Linked DNA regions of Homo sapiens: region 1 is linked to region 2. A link is an interaction called in ENCODE POLR2A ChIA-PET data of the cell type or tissue named here. Cell type or tissue: Panc1. All regions are shown on one strand. Links, peaks and the distances in the headings refer to the core of each region. The heading gives the core; the rest is flanking DNA.

Region 1 (11,540 bases), core at 2,887-6,886, 480 kb after region 2:
ATCTATGGACCTTATTCATATTCTGCCAATTGTCCATATAATGTCCACATGTAAATATAAATACACACAACACATAATTTTTTCCAGTCCGTGATCCAATTACAGTCACACATTGTCTTCAGTTGTCATGTCTCTTTAGTCTCCAGTCTGTCTTTGTCTTTTATTACATTTACAAGCTTGAATAGTACAGACCAGTTGTTTCATATAATAGAATGTCCCTCAGTTGGGGTTTGTGTGATGTTTCCTCGGGATCGGATTGAGGTCCTGCATGTTGGGGTGAGAATGCATAGAAGTAATGTTGAATCCTTATTGCATCATAGCAGGAGGAAGATGATATCAGTTTATCCCCTTATTGGGGCTGTTAACTTTCATCACCTAGAATGCCAGTTATCTCTACTGTGAGGTTACTACTTTTTCTCTTTGTAATTACTAAATATTTTGTTGTGATATACCTGAAACTATGTAAATATCCTATTCCCATGAAACGAGTTCCTATGAAAGTAGTACTTTCACCTACGAGTTTTAGCATCCATTGATGATTTTTGCCTGAACTATTTATTACTGTGATATTTTCCAAGTGATCATTTTATAACTCCATCTATATAGTTTGCTTTCTACTGTAAAGAAGTTTTCCTTTTCCTATATGTATTTATATCAGGATGAACTCATTGGTACCTATTTTATTCAATGGATTATAATTTATCCCCCCCATCATTTTGATGTTCAAATTGTCCAAGATTAGCTGAGTAGGAGCCCCTTCAAACTGCTCTTGTGTCTTTTTGATATGTTCACTTGATTTGCTTTTTTTTTTTTTAAAGCACTTTTTTACTTTGGGGCACAACAAAATTCCACACACCCCAAATTTGGAGAAGAAAAACATTTTCTTTTCATGAATATTTTCCACCACCTTTCCCTTAACACAAACCTGCTGCAATGCCACAATTTAAATTTATGAATTTAGTGCAGAAAGAAATTGTCTTTTCTCTTTTCCTCTGTCCCCTGAAATTTTCACTCTGTTGCAATGTAAATCCTGATTTGAGGTGTAGCTAAAGAACACACCTCTACCACAACCACCTGGAAGTCCAAGTTGACATTTAGAATTTCTAGATTCCTAAGAGTCCTGCATCTTCACATGGCAGCAAAGGGGCCCAGGAGCATGCCGGGAAGCACCCTCGCTCTATCCATATCTTCCCTGAAGACAGTTGTCCTTGGCCACTCCTTGGGCTCCGGGGTGCACACAGTGGCACAGTCTGCCCCCGGGAGGAAGACAGTGCAGGTCCTGGAAGAGGACAGGGAATATGGGGATCCTGGGTCCCCAGAAGACGGGCTGGAAGTGAAGGGAGAGGGCTCTGGCTGGGCACATGCCCGAGCCCCACACACTCACTGCCTCAAGAAGAAAGCATGGCTGGAGAAGGGCCAGACAGGGGTCCTCTGGGTGCCCAGCTGAAAGAAGGTGCGGCTCAGATGAGCCAGAGTAAGTTTTGAGTCCTAGTGATAGCCTTGAGCTTATGGGTAATCAGGGAAGGCGGTGTGAAGCGTTTCTTCACAAACTTTCTCGGGCCCAAGCTTTCATTGAAGCATTGGCTCTAAAGTCTAGAAGTGAAATGCAAATGCTTAACTCCTCCTGGGAGAGAGGGCTCATTGCTTTCATTTTGCTTTAAGGGCCAAATTGTTGATAAGGCCCTGGGGAGATGAGGAGAGTTCTGATGGGGCAGGGAGGGGGCATGAAGGCCCAGGGCACCTGAAGAGGTGTCACTGTAGAAGGGGGCAGAGGCAGGGACGCCAGCCTCCCCCCAGCACACAGTCACCTCCTCTGAGGAGTCCTCATAAGTCTCCCAGTTGGCCTGGTGCCGCCCTGCCTCGTGGGCAGCGTCCTCCTCTGCGGGGGCTGGAGGTCCCCACGCGGGCCCGTGATGAGGCGCCAGTCCCCGCCCCGGCCCGCTCCTGCGCACCCTCCCAGCTCCCACTACTCCGAGAGAGAGTGTTTTAGCTCCGGGCAGCCCCCGTCATTTCCACACCGAATCAAATGTTATCTGAACAATGTCTTCTTCCTGCTTCCAAAGCATCGCCTTCTAGAAGACAGGCCCCGTAGTTCCATCATCTCTGTGTTTTCAGACCTGACCCCTGACTGCGGCAGGAAGGCCTGGGTCAACCCTGCCACCCCGTCCTGGGCTGCGGGCCTGCGGTCAGCATTTCCCGCCACTTAAAATGACCCCCAGCCAGGGGGCTTGGGGCTGCGAGGACGGCAACGCCATCGGCCGGAGACCGGCGGAGGGGGCGGTGCCTGGGAATACGCCGCCTCCCGGCTGTGGGTCGGTTATGGGCAGCGGGGAGGAGAGGACCGAGGGCTGCCCTTTTACCCGAGTCCTGGGGAGACCTTCTTCAGTCCGTTTGTTTGATACGCGTGCCCGCCAGGAAGGCGGCTGAGATGTGAGTGCCTCAGACAGAAGGCACAGGGTGTGCTGCGGCGGGAAGACTTCAGAGCCTCTGCTCCTCACTCCCTTGTGCTCCTGAGACCTGGCTCCCTCCTGACCCCGGTGTGGGGCCTCCACAGACAGCGCCCGGTGGCCCCTGGCCATGCAGATTAGCTCCCTGCAGCCCGGAGCCTGCGTCCGACCAGGCTGGTGGAGGAACAAGGCCACGTGTCCCCTTTCCTCCCTCAGGAGGCTTTGCAGCACGGGACTCCTCTCAGCCCAAGTCCGGCCTTTCAGGGCGAGCATTTCAGGCGGGGTGGGCGGGAGGGCCGCGTCCCGGTGAGGGGGCGACACCTGGGGCTCCCTCTGGGCTGCCACCCACTGACCTCCCGCCAGGCGACCCACATGGGACGCCACACAATCTCTGTTTGCTCCTCACACTCAGGGTCTATTTTGTTGCCACCTACGCCTCTTCCACACAATGTGAGTGTTCAGCCTTCAGTGTTCTCACTCAAAAATAAGCATTTGCTCAGCAAGCCACACAGCAATGGCTTCAGCTTAAGCACGATTCTTCTGAAATAATACAAACTTCCACAAAAAAATTTTGTGCTACAAATTAGATCTTTATTATTTTTCAAAAGATAGAAGAGATCATCTTGTTCTCAAACAAAAAGTAAAACAATAATGCCCAATAATATACAGAAGAAACACAAACAAAAACCCCACAGAGTTTGAATCACCCACACAGGTCATATTTCATATCATATTCTGCCAGTGGAGTTAAATTCTGCTGCTTTATTACTGGCTCCTTCCAGGAAATGAGTCAGCGAGGCATTAAGTCTTCCTCCAGGCAGCCCATCTAAATCAATCCTCCCAGAGGGACCAGGATTGTCCTGCCTTTGACAACATTCAGGAAACTGGGTGGCCCATTTCTGTGCTGGGCCCTGTAACATGGACACGTTGATCTCTTTCCAAGAGGCCATGCCTTATCCTGTGTCCCCAAGGAGGCCCTATGCTGACCGCAGCACTGGCCACACTGAGCTACTTGCCCTGTACTTTCCTCGCCCCTCCTCTGATTAGGCCTCTCTGTAACTTTCTCTGGGGGAGTCCTCTAATGCCCATCTTTTTCTTCTCCTGTATCTTGTGTTCTCCTGCTCGGCCTGACTCACAGCAATGCCTGTGAAAGAAACTGGCTTCCTCAGCACCATCATTAGCCCCATTAGCCAGCCATGTCTGCCCTGGAGCTCACCAGGAGCTCGTCTTTTCCCCTGTCCCCGCTGCCAGCCACAGGCTGTCCGCATCACAGCCCCCACCTCCCTGTTTAGTGCTACCTGAGATTCCTTTCTCGCCATGGCTTCAGCTTCAGTGGAGTATGGGAATTGCCTCTGATTCCAAGAGCAGAGAGGGGATGAGGGGACTCTGCTCCTGGGAGGCCAAGTGTGTGTGTGTGTGTGTGTGTGTGTGTGTGTGTGTGTGTGTGTACGCATTTAAGATTTGCTTAGTGGACCCTTATTTTCCTCAGGGGCACAGCCAACTCAATTTACCTCCTTGCTGAAACTCCCAGTGAGGTGAAGGAAAGGCGCTGAGGATGACCATCCTCCTTGTTTGTGGGTCAGGTTGATGCAGTCCAGCAGAGGGCTAACTTAAGCTTGGGGAAATGGACACTCTCATGTTTTAGGGTGATGACCAGAGGATGCTGGGGCTATTTCGTGAGCCCTGCTTCTTGAGTGCCCCTAACCCTATTTCCTCATGGGAGGTTGGGACAATGGTATTCTCTCTCTCCAGGATGAGGTCTTGCTCAGTTGCAAGAAGCCCCAAGAGGAAAGTCATCATGCTTCTTGTACCTCCAACCATGTCACCCCAAACTTCCAGAATAACTACCTCATATGGTCATAAAAGCAGCCTGGTAGGCACTTGGTCACCTAATTTAACATCTGACTTTTGGGTACAGTTTCCTCCTATGCACTGGTGCCATCTTATGCATTACCCATGGGATACATAATAATGACTGGGCATCACTATGTGGTTGCATTACAACAACATAAAGGTGACCAGTCTCCAGGCACATTTAGTGAGTTTTCCTCTGGGATCCAAGGCCTGGGAGCAATCCAGCACAGGAAGCCTGACAAGGCCCAGCCACTAGGATAGCTTAAGAAGTCACCAGGCACAAGTTGGACTTTTATCAGTAGCTTGACCAGCAGGGAACCCTTGAAATGGAAAAGAAAAGACATTTGCACTTATTGAATTCTTGCATAATCATCATAAAAACCCTATAAGTTAGGCATTCTTATCCCTAGGAAACAATTTCAGTGAGTTTTAAAAATCTGCTGATATCCCAAGGCTGGCAGATTCTCTTATTCCCCCAAATTATGAAAATAATTCTGAGTTTTAATTAATTAGGATATCTAGAGCACAGAACATAATGTTCAAATATTAACACATGGAATCTACAATGTAAGAATTTAAAAAACCCACAAAATCAAAATAATATTCAAATAATGATCAGTTAAAACTTTTCAAAATTGAAATATCATCCTTAATGAAACATAAGTGATATACAGGTATGGAGGATAAGAATACACATAGATAATGCACTGGGTCTTGTATTTTACAGTAGCATGAAAAACCCCTAAGCACTTTTTTAAAAATAAAAGGTCTTTATTGAGCAGCTATAGTGTGTTAGACACAGTGTTATGCTTTTTCCAGATGTGTCTCATTTCATTTTCACAACGAGCCTAGAGAGTCAGTATTACTACCCCCATATTATGGATATAAGATTAAAGTTTAGAGAAGTGGAATAACTTGGCCGAGGTCATATGAATGGTAAAGGGTAGAGGCCTCCTAAGCTCTTTTTAAAGTTCTTTTCTTCGTGTTCACTTTTTGGAAGATTATAAACACACAGAAACATGCTGCTCAGTATTACTACAAAACTCCAATTTACTTTTCTTTCTATGCCAATGTTAAGGGGAAAAACAACCTTTACAGTTATTTTACCTTTAAAAACATTTATCTATTATTACATGTTTAAGAACATAATTTAAGCTTCTAAATTGGTTATTCTTACTGAGAGAGCCAAAAACAATCTGTCCCCATAAAATTTGCTATATTTAGTACTTTTTATCTATGAACAGTTTTACTTATAAAACAAACAAACAAACAAACAAACAAACAAAACAGTAGCTCCAGCTTCATTCTCTCTCTTTTAACTACTTTTAATTACATCAAAAAGTAATCCATTGGCTTTATTGGTTCTCTGTGGCCCCAAAGTGTAGATGCTTGCCAGATTCTTTTCTTTGGTTTCCTTGTCTCAGGTAAACAATATACTCCCTTCCTTGGATTTTTAGAATAAAAAGCAACCGAATTTAGGTTCTGTTGTTTGAAGCATTGATGCTGGCAATGCAGCTTGCATTTAATAGGAAGTGCAGTGCAGGTTCATGTGATCTCAGAGCAAGCATAGCCTCTGAGTTCTTCTTGCCTCCTAAGGGTGCTGGGCACAGTACAAGCCCTCAACAAATACTTGTTGAATAATCAGTGAGTCTAATCCAGAGGTTTCAAACTGTTCTTGAAACTGCTCGGTGGACATACTTCAGAGGTCTCTGCAGAGGGAGGGAGTGTGAAGAGACTGAGCAGATGGAGCTCTGCCCAGCAGCTTGACCTTCAGTCAGATGCAGAGAACTGCAAAGATGCTGAGATGACAGCCTGTGGCTTGTACTTGATGGAATAGGAAGCTGAGCTATTGGGGTCAGGGTCTAAGATGCCATTGAGTAGCAATCTTGGTCTCTTCCATGCTCATCAACGTGAGGCATTCTCTCTCTTTCTCTCTTTCTTTCTTTTTTGAGTTGGTGTCTTGCTCTGTCTCCTAGGCTTGAGTGCAGTGGCGGGATCTCGGCTTGAACCTCCACCTCCTCGGTTCAAGGGATCTTCCCATCTCAGCCTCCTGAGTAGCTGGAATTATAGGCATGCACCACCATGAACATGAGACATTTTCTAGAAATGCAATCCAGCATCAGAAGGCCAGTTTTCTGCTGATCTTAACACAAGTTGCAGTTAAACTTTCCAACCAGGAAGTGGGGCGGAAAGTTAGAATCACTTCAAAGAGTCCCTCCTTGCTAAGTTAAAATTAGTTGTCAAACCCATGCCATCATTGACCACCATTGCAGAAGTTTCTGTCTTTTTTATTATTTTCCTTCACATTAAACCTGTTTATCTGGCCTTGAAAGTAGATAGCGCTCAGAACTGCTGTGATGATCACTTCTGCTCTCTTAGGGGCATGCAGGATACAAGCATTCTGCCTCCATTTTCAAGGTCAGCCCTTCCCAGTTTCTCCCTGAAACGGCTTGGATTGCGGCAGTCAGAGAGAGAAGATGCCAAAGTTCTGCCACCCTGTATCTCTCTCCAGACAAAAAGAATGAATAGGATGTGTAAGATCGGCAGGGTGAGTTGGCAGGCAAGCAGGAGACCCAGGAGAGCCAATGGTGTAGCTCTAGTCCAAAGGCCAGCAGGCTTGAGACTCAAGAAGAGCCAATGTTTTTGTTCCAGTCCAAAAAGAGGAAAAAGCCAATGTCCCAGTTGGAAGGCAGTCCAGCGAAGGAATTCTTTCTTCCTTGGAAAAGAGTCAACTTTTTTGTTTTATTCAGGCTTTCAACTGATAGGATGAGGCCTACCCACATTAAAGAAGGCAATTAGCTTTACTCTGCCCACTGATTTAAATGTTTTTCTCATCCAAAAACACTTTCTGCAGAAATACACGGAGTATGTTTGGCCAAATATCTGAGCACCCCATAGCCCAATCAAGTTGACACATAAATTAACCATAGCAGGTCCAAACCAGGATTTCATATTGTCTTTAGTATTGGCTAACACTTACTTCCAGTCCACTTGGTGTGGGGCACTTAGCTAGGTCATAGGGATGGTAAGAAACATAAGATACAGTCTCTCCCCTTGAGGAATTCGTGATTTATTGATATCGGTCCTCTAAGATGTATTGTGATTGACGACTGTTCAAAGTTGTGGCCATTATTTTATTGTAACCTCACAACCATCCTGTGAGACAGGCAAGGGAGGTATCCTCCCCATGATGCAGATGAGGAAACTGAGATTTGAAGTGAGGTGAGTTGGCCAAGAGCTCAAAGCTAATGTGAGGCAGAGCTGGGATATAAAGCCAGGCTTTCTGATTTCACACCACTTCTCCTGTAGAACTTAGTCCATTCTGCCAAGCATTTACACTTCTGTCTGCCAGTTCCTCTGTCAGCCCTTGACGAAGGGCACTGTCACTCACACCCTTCTGGTCCCTCTTAGCAGTGCCCCGCATGCAAGCATTCGGCCTGCGTCTATTGAACAGAGCTGCTGATAGTCTCTTTCTCTATTCTACAAGTGACCTGTGAATAAGATTACATGTCCTGGGGGTTATTGTTTATTGGGTAGACTTTCCATTTTGCAAGATTAAAAAAGTTCTGGAGGCCAGGCACGGTGGCTCATGCCTATAATCCCAGCACTTTGGGAGGCAGAGGCAGGTGGATCGACTGAGCTCATGAGTTGCAGACCAGCCTGGGCAACATGGCAAAACCCTGTCTCTATCAAAAATACAAAAAAATTAGCCGGGCATGGTGGCACACACCTGTGGTCTCAGCTACTCAGGAGGCTGAGGTGGGAGGATCACTTAAGCCAAGGAAGTCAAGGCTGCAGTGAGCTGAGATCACGCCACTGCACTCCAGCCTGGGTGACAGAGTGAGACCCCATCTCAGAAAAAAAAAAAATATTCTGAAGATGGATAGTGCATATGGATGGTGATGGCGGTTGCACAACAAGGTAAATGTGCTTAATACTACTGAACTTTACACTTAAAAATCGTCAAAATGATAAATTTTATGTTAAGTGTATTTTACCTTGATTTAAATAAAGACTACAGGTACTGGATAAACCATTTCTTTTCACTATTGATATAGTTGGTCCAAAAAATATAGTAATTACCAACCACAGCTGCCATTTAGCTCATCAGCTACAAATATTTTGTGTTCTTCTCGTGCTAACATAGTTGTGGACATAAAGCTGGTGGGGATATGACCCCTGTACCTTTTAGTTAGGGAGACCAGGCTAATACAAAGGATCATGCAAGAGTTAACAATATGAGATAAAATGTTTAAGGTAGTAAATTTAGGTGTTAAATAAGTGGTATAAATAAGAAATGCTTGGACATTTAAAATACCAAATCAACTTGGCATTTATTCAGCATCTAGAATAATGTAGGAATTTTACAAAATTTTAAAAGGGCAAAGCATATAATTTCCTTTGTTTTGAATTTTCAAGTGGTTTCCATTTAGATTCAACTTTAGAAATCCCCAGTTCCTAGGATGTGAAGCAGTTGATGGCTAGAATTTGGCCTGACTGGGCCCTGGAAGCTCCTGAGGTGTTTGTTCATCAGATCATCACCTAATTTTTGTTCCTGGGTTCCTTTTCTTTATTTCCTGGAAGTAGTTGATCAGGTCGCTAACAAATATTCACTTCATGGCCTCTCTTCCGTAGGATAAAGGGAAGTGGAGGCTGGACACTCACTCGGCGAATAGAAGACCTGTGGGAACTTCATCCGTCCTTTGACATCGTGGTCAACTGTTCAGGCCTTGGAAGCAGACAGCTTGCAGGAGACTCAAAGATTTTCCCTGTAAGGGGCCAAGTCCTCCAAGTTCAGGCTCCCTGGGTGGAGCATTTTATCCGAGATGGCAGTGGGCTGACATATATTTATCCTGGTACATCCCATGTAACCCTAGGTGGAACTAGGCAAAAAGGGGACTGGAATCTGTCCCCGGATGCAGAAAATAGCAGAGAGATTCTTTCCCGATGCTGTGCTCTGGAGCCCTCCCTCCACGGAGCCTGCAACATCAGGGAGAAGGTGGGCTTGAGGCCCTACAGGCCAGGCGTGCGACTGCAGACAGAGCTCCTTGCGCGAGATGGACAGAGGCTGCCTGTAGTCCACCACTATGGCCATGGGAGTGGGGGCATCTCAGTGCACTGGGGCACTGCTCTGGAGGCCGCCAGGCTGGTGAGCGAGTGTGTCCATGCCCTCAGGACCCCCATTCCCAAGTCAAACCTGTAGATGACATAAAATGACAGCAAAGAGACTGAGAGACTGTTGATCAAAGCACAGAACAGGTTCAAATAACTTTTCCACTGCATGAAAGTTTAATTAGACATTTCTTTGTTTTCAACATTAGAAGTGGTGTAACATGTAAGCTGAGCACGGTGGCATGCCTATAGTCCCAGCTACTTGAGAGGCTGAGGCAGGAGGATTGTTGAGCCCAGGAGTTTGAGTGCAATCTGGGTAACATTTTTTAGAGGTGCCAGTTCCCACCTCTAAAAAAAACACCAACAACAAAAGAAATGATGCAACATGTAGGCTTACTTAGGAAGTCCAGCATTAATGGCATAGGGCATAAAGCTCTATTTTTTGTTAAAAATACTTCTTATAGAGTAAAATTTATTTAGAACTGATGTCCAAGGACCTATGCAGATTTATATGAATGTTGGAAGCTATAGAGATTTTGATATCATTTGGCTTATAAATCCACAGGAGGAGATAATGTATGGAAAACATTTAAATCACTGTCAATTGCAGAGCTGCCTGTGATCTTCTTAGGTTATAGCCAAGTCAGCAACATAATTCCTCTAAATAAAATTACATTGTGCTCACACAGTGCTGGATTATTACATTTAATTGAAGACAAAGCATGCTTGCTCCTAGTACTAGCAGCAAGCTTTTCCTCCCCTCAGCTGGTAATGATGGTAGGAGACAGAGATGAAGTTGCCTATGTATGTCATATCAATTCAATAGCTGCCTGGGGTCAAACACCTAGGGGTTGTACATTCCATTACTGTAAATGATTGAGAGCTGGTTTGTGGTATGGTTGGCTTTGCCTAAGCATTTTTGAAGATGAACAGCATGTGCAGCCAAAGAACTAATTTGCTAATTAAGGTGGAACAATCATTCTGAATGAAATATAATCAGAGTACTCCGCAGTTTGTTAAGAAGTATTGGGGAGGAGGGGAATGTGTCTCACAATAAAATGAGTTGGAATTGTTGAGTTAAATGAATTTAACCTGTTTTTTGACTCAGGCCTACTCAGAGCCTCTAATGTGTGCACGTGTATTGTGAATCCTCTAGAGAGCTTGGGTGGACGGAAAATGAAGTGCTGGTATTGAAGTAAAGAGGCTTGAGGAGGCTGGGCACGGTGGCTCACGCCTGCAATCCCAGTACTTTGGTGCAATCCCAGCACTTTGGGAGGCTGAGGTAGGTGGATCACTTGAGTTCAGGAGTTCAAGACAAGCCTGGCCAACATGGTGAAAGCTCGTCTCTATAAAAATACAAAAATTAGCTGGGCATGATGGTGGGTGCCTGTAATCTCAGCTACTCGGGAAGCTACTTGAACCCGGGAGACGGAGGTTGCAGTGAGCTGAGATCGCACCATTACACTCCAGCCTGGGTGACAGAGCAAGACTCCGTCTCAAAAAAAAAAAAAAAAGGCTTGAGGAGAAATGGATTTAATTTTAATATTTGGGGAAGACGACTTCTGTTAAATGATACAGTAAGTTATATTTTGGACATCCTGAGTGAGATACAGGGTTGCCAATGAAAGTGTGGGAAAGAGAAAGCTCTTAGCACAGCTACAGCTTTACTGTTGCGTTCATTCAGAACTTGCATATGATTTTGTTTGCAGAGAACATTCTGCTGGTAGACAGTGAGAGAAGCCCACCAGTGTTTTATGCAGTCATAATCATTCCTTGCAGTATTAACATTCTCAAGTAAAATCAAGTGTGGGCTCTTTTCTATAGATTTCCACCAGGGGGTGGTGTTGTATCAGATTCAGATACATTGGTACATTCAAAAATTTAGAAATGACTAGAAATGAAAGATGGATACCAGGTATATAGAGTGTGCGTGCTTCTTTTGAGGTTTTGGAGTTTATATACTCCAAGTGCAACTCTTCTGAATTCTGTTTTAAGTATTTGAGAAATGTATAAGTTTAGACAGACTGGAAACACATATGCATCATACATAATCTGTGAGAAATAAAAGGTTATGATAAAACAGCATTTTTTAAAGGAGGAAATAATTTTTTAATAGTTAAAAATAAA
Region 2 (4,712 bases), core at 35-4,034:
ATATGTAGATTGAGTATTTCCTGATTTGAATTCCTTTTTCTCATCTTAAATGCCACCTCTCTGATCTAACTCAGTGGTTCTCAACTTGTAGTAATTTTGCCACCCAGAAGACATGTGGCAACATTTGGAGACATTTTTTATCACAACTGGGGTGGTGGTGGTGTTGCCAGCATGCAGTGGATAGAGGCCAGGGACACTGCTACACACGGTATAATTAACAGGATAGTCATTGACAACAGTGAATTATCTGAATCAAAATGTCAAGAATGCTGAGGTTGAGATACCCTAATTTCACTTAAAGACTAGATACTAAAATATTAAATATAATCAGAGATCATGATAAATGATCCCAAAGAAAAATAGATGTTCTATATTAATAACAGCACACAAATTGTATGTCTGAAAAACAACACTTTAGTGGCATGCCACATTTTATATTTAAAACATTTTCTTAGAGGCTGAGGTCTAATAAAAATAGAATTTAGAAATGTCTACAGGGACAAGATAATTATATTATAACAAGACTTCTCTATGTCGCCTGATTAAATGCATTTTGGGAGCCCGAGGCAGGCGGATCACTTGAGGTCAGGAGTTCAAGACCAGCCTGACCAACATAGCGAAACCCGCCTCTAGTAAAAATACCAAAATTAGCCAGGTGTGGTGGCGCAGGCTTGTAGTCCCAGCTACTCGTGAGGCTGAGGCAGGAGAATCACTTGAACCCAGGAGGCGGAGGCTACAGTGCACCAAAAATCACACCACTGCACTTCAGCCTGGGAGACAGAGCAAGACAAGCGTGTCTCAAAAAAAGAAGTAAATGACTGAGCTCAACTATCTTGAACAAGAGTCCCAAGCCTACATAACAGGGAAAAACATCGCTTCCACAAATAGTGCTGGGAAAAAATGGATGTCCACATGCAAACAAAATTAAGTTGGACTTTTACCTTACATCATAAACAAAAATTAACTCAAAATGGATCAACAACCTAAACATTAACAGCGAATAAAACTCCTAGAAGAATACATAGGGTAAATGCTTCAGGGCATTACATTTGGCAATGATTTCTTGGATATGACATACAATAAAATCAAAAACAGACAAATGGAACTTGAAAACCTAAAATGTAAACATTTCTATACATCAAAAGAAACGAGTGAAAAGACAACCTACAGAATAAAATACTTGCAAGTCACCTCATAAGGGGTCAATATCCAAAGCAAAAGACACACCTACACACAACTCAACAAAAAGTGATTAAAAAATGGACAAAGGGACCAGGGGCGATGGCTCAATCACTTGAAGTCAGGAGTTCAAGACCAGCCTAGCCAACATGGCGAAACCCTGTCTTTTACTAAAAATACAAAAATTAGCCAGGCATCGTGGTGCATACCTGTAGTACCCACTATTAGGGAGGCTGAGGCAGGAGAATCATTTGAACCTGGGAGGCGGAGGTTGCAGTGAGCTGAGATGGCACCACTGCACTCGAACCTGGGTGACTGAGACTGTCCAAAAAAAAAAAAGACCAAGAACTTAAATACAGAAGGATCCCATTAGTGCAGGGTTATGCTCTAATCACCTGAAAACTCAATACATAGATGCTATTCCCATACCCAGTTAGGTCAGACACTTTCTGAGGATGATGCCTGCAAATTTTTATTTGAAAAGCTTCCAGGTCATTAGATTACTCATTACTTCCTAATGTAAAACCAGCTGGTTTCAGAGTTCAGGTAATTTATCCAAAGTCACTGCAGCTTCTCAATTCTGCTCTTACCTCATATTTTTAGGTCTGTTTTAGAGGCTCTCATTACAGTACATTCATCAGGGTGCCTCTACCCCAGGTAGTAAGCAGTCTTTAGGTAAAAGGCATCCTAAAACCAGATCATTCTTGAGTAAAGCTAGACTGACCAGAAGTTAGATTCTGAGGGTGCCTTCCTGCGGCAGTGAATTCAGATAACCTGAGAAATAAGCCTCCTCCCTTTTGTTCAAAGATATGAACCTATTATCATCACATTATTGTTTCTCTATCTCAAATTTTTACCCCAAATCGGGATACTCCTCTCAGTTTTCTGCTACTTTCAACATGTGCTTCTTAAAGATACATGGTTTGTAAACAACAGTTGAAATATTTTCGTTGTTGTTGAGAGGGTTTCACTCTGCCACCAGATGGAGCGCACTGGTGCAATCTCATTTCGCTGCAGCCTCGATCCCCCAATGGCTCAAAAAAATCCTCCCACCTCAGCTTCCCGAGTGGCTGGGATGCAGACACGCACCAGGATGGACCAGCACGCACAGATAATTTTTCAATTTTTTTTGTAGAGTCAGGATTTCACTATGTTGCCCAGACTGGGCTCTCAAACTCCTTGGTCTCTCAGAGTGCTGGGATTAGACATGAGCCACCAAGCCCAGCCATGAAACCTTTTTGAAACTGCTGGGAGGAATGTAACGAGAAGCTTTATTCTTTAGCAGGAAGCATTTCTACTCTGAAACATTACACTAAAAGGTTTTTTGGCAACGGGTTGTAAATTCCTTCAATGTAAATTATTGATATTGCAATAATGCTGCATAATGATGTAGTCAAATAAGTCATGAGTTTGGGGAAAGTTAAGCTGAGGTATGACTATCTTTACAACTGCCCCAATCCTTTACTAAAAATTATGTTTTAGTTTATAAAATCTGAGTAAAGCACAGTAATAGGATTTCCAGTCCTGAAAAATCATTCTTTTCTCAGCAAAATTTTCTATTTTCTAACAGATTTCCTTCTTACTACTCTCACCCTCCCTAAAGCTGCCATGTCTTATAAAAAGCTTTTGTTTGTTACAGCACTTTGATCCAACAACTAAACCATTTTTTAAATGGTCACTGATTTTTATTCAACATCCGTAAAATCTGAAAAATCAGAGAAAACTGCAGGTTACCCCTAAGAAACCGCCTCTCCCTTAATTGTCCTTTATTCATCTGGATATACCTGGACTGCTGCTTTTCTCCAACAGTATTGTTTAACCCAAGCTATATCATAAAAGATTTTTCTTTGTTAAATTTCTCAGTATTACATAATTTGTTCACTTAAGATAAAATATCTTAAATGGTCTACAAGAGGGAAGCAGTGTTTAGTAAAAAGGTGTACATTCAGAAAAGATTCCAAGCATTAAAGCTTGGACTGATGAGCCAAGTTTGTTTAAAGTGTATTCCCTCACACCACACACAAAATCAATTCCAGATGGATTGCAGATCTAAATATGAAAGGTAAATATCGTGTAGGAGAAAAAAATATTTCAGACTTTGGGATGAGAAAACCGAGGGAAGTATGTTGTTTCCCAGAAGAATGCGTGAAAAAAGTTGGATATTTTCTCCCTTGAATTATACAGAACACTCCAGTGAAATCATCTGGGCCTAGATGATTGACTGATTCAAGTTATTTAGGTGTTCTAGGACTGTTTTGGGTTCTCCATTTCTTCTTGCATTAGTTTTGGAAAGCTATTTTTCCAGGATTTTTTTCTCCCTCATATCCTTATCTTGTTATCCTTGTCTTTAGCATCAATACTAATGCTCTCTTTGGACATTTAAGCCTTTCATTCTCTTAATCGTTTTTATGTCCCTATGTTTATTATGCTTTATAAACAGATTTGTTTAATTCCATCTGTTCATCTTTTAACCTACTTTTAGTTTATTCACATCTTAATAGAGCCCAGGAGGTCAAGGCTGCAGTGAGCCATGATCCTGCCACTGCACTCCAGCCTGGGCTATAGAGGGATCCTGTCTTTAAAGTGTTAAAGATAACAGTTTACGTACTACATATAACATATTAACTTATTTATTCTTCACAACTTCCATGAGCTATGTACCATTATTGTCTCCATTTTACAGATGAGGAAACAGCTCACACAGCTATTAAATGCTGTTTGAATTCAAATCTTGTTATTCCAGAGGCTATGCACTTAATCACGTCATTTGAGTAAAACATGTCACGCTTTATTCTTCTAGATGACCGATTATCCTTCCCTGGGGTCTCTGGGGCTGGCCCCATGTCCCCACCGACCGGACTCCGTCCATGATACTCTCTTTGCTAGGCTGTTGATTTTAGGTGATTCAAGGAACACCTACTATTTCAGGCTTTTTTAAACATCCTGGTAAATAACCTAACCACTTGAGTGGTCACTGAAAAATGTTCCAACGAAGGTTATCACGGGACCTTAGTTAAATCAACATATTTTTCAGTTCTTGCTTAACTTGCTTTATCTACAACAGTTACAATGTGGCAGTGTACTACCAATAGTTGTTCAATGAATGTTACATGTCCACAAAATGGATGGCACTAAATCATCTACACAAGGGAATATTTTGTCCTTCAAAGTTTAACTTTGGCCATGATTTTAAAAGCCACACTGGAGCAGTAAAACAATTTGGGCTGATTAAAGTACAAAGTAAAAAGGGTTCTTAAACATTTAAAGAAAGCAGGCTGCTTTGTAAAAAGCCTCTTCCTCCTCTCTCCACTTTGACTCAGGAAGCTCTAAACAGCCAAACCGCCAAGAACTTGGGGAGAACAAAATCTTCTTCCCTTTATTAAGAACATGTACTTACTATTATTTAAGGGCTCAAACATTTAAAAAGCCAAAGTGACAACTTCTGTTATTCGTTTTCTAGGACTGTTCTTACCCAAGATTTTCTAGGTTCTTGCCAAGATTTTCTAGGTTAATTATCCTGATCACAATCGTTT

The links. ChIA-PET counts read pairs that join two places held together with the same protein. Peaks named below come from ENCODE experiments on the same cell type or tissue, not always from the same donor. Only the 100,000 strongest peaks of a DNase experiment are listed, where the experiment ranks them.
Region 1: POLR2A ChIA-PET joins it to region 2 with 5 read pairs; 2 of 35 experiments call an interaction of 5 or more read pairs at or near these places.

Annotation. Positions count from the first base shown.
Region 1 is chr6:110,390,739-110,402,278 of GRCh38, reverse strand. DDO (D-aspartate oxidase) reads left to right here. Exons shown (of 5, transcript NM_001372108.2): 5 at 8,937-10,495. The coding sequence ends at 9,504. Among named protein-coding and RNA genes, the nearest start is that of DDO, 19 kb to the left of the region's middle. In Panc1, for the core only: no CTCF peak of the experiment used is centred there; no DNase peak of the experiment used is centred there; H3K27me3 peaks cover 208 bases.
Region 2 is chr6:110,876,775-110,881,486 of GRCh38, reverse strand. The region is part of intron 1 of AMD1 (adenosylmethionine decarboxylase 1); the gene reads right to left. Among named protein-coding and RNA genes, the nearest start is that of AMD1, 4.3 kb to the right of the region's middle. In Panc1, for the core only: a CTCF peak has its summit at 2,166 (motif pointing right); a DNase peak (open chromatin) is centred at 2,146; H3K4me3 peaks cover 1,841 bases; H3K27ac peaks cover 1,516 bases.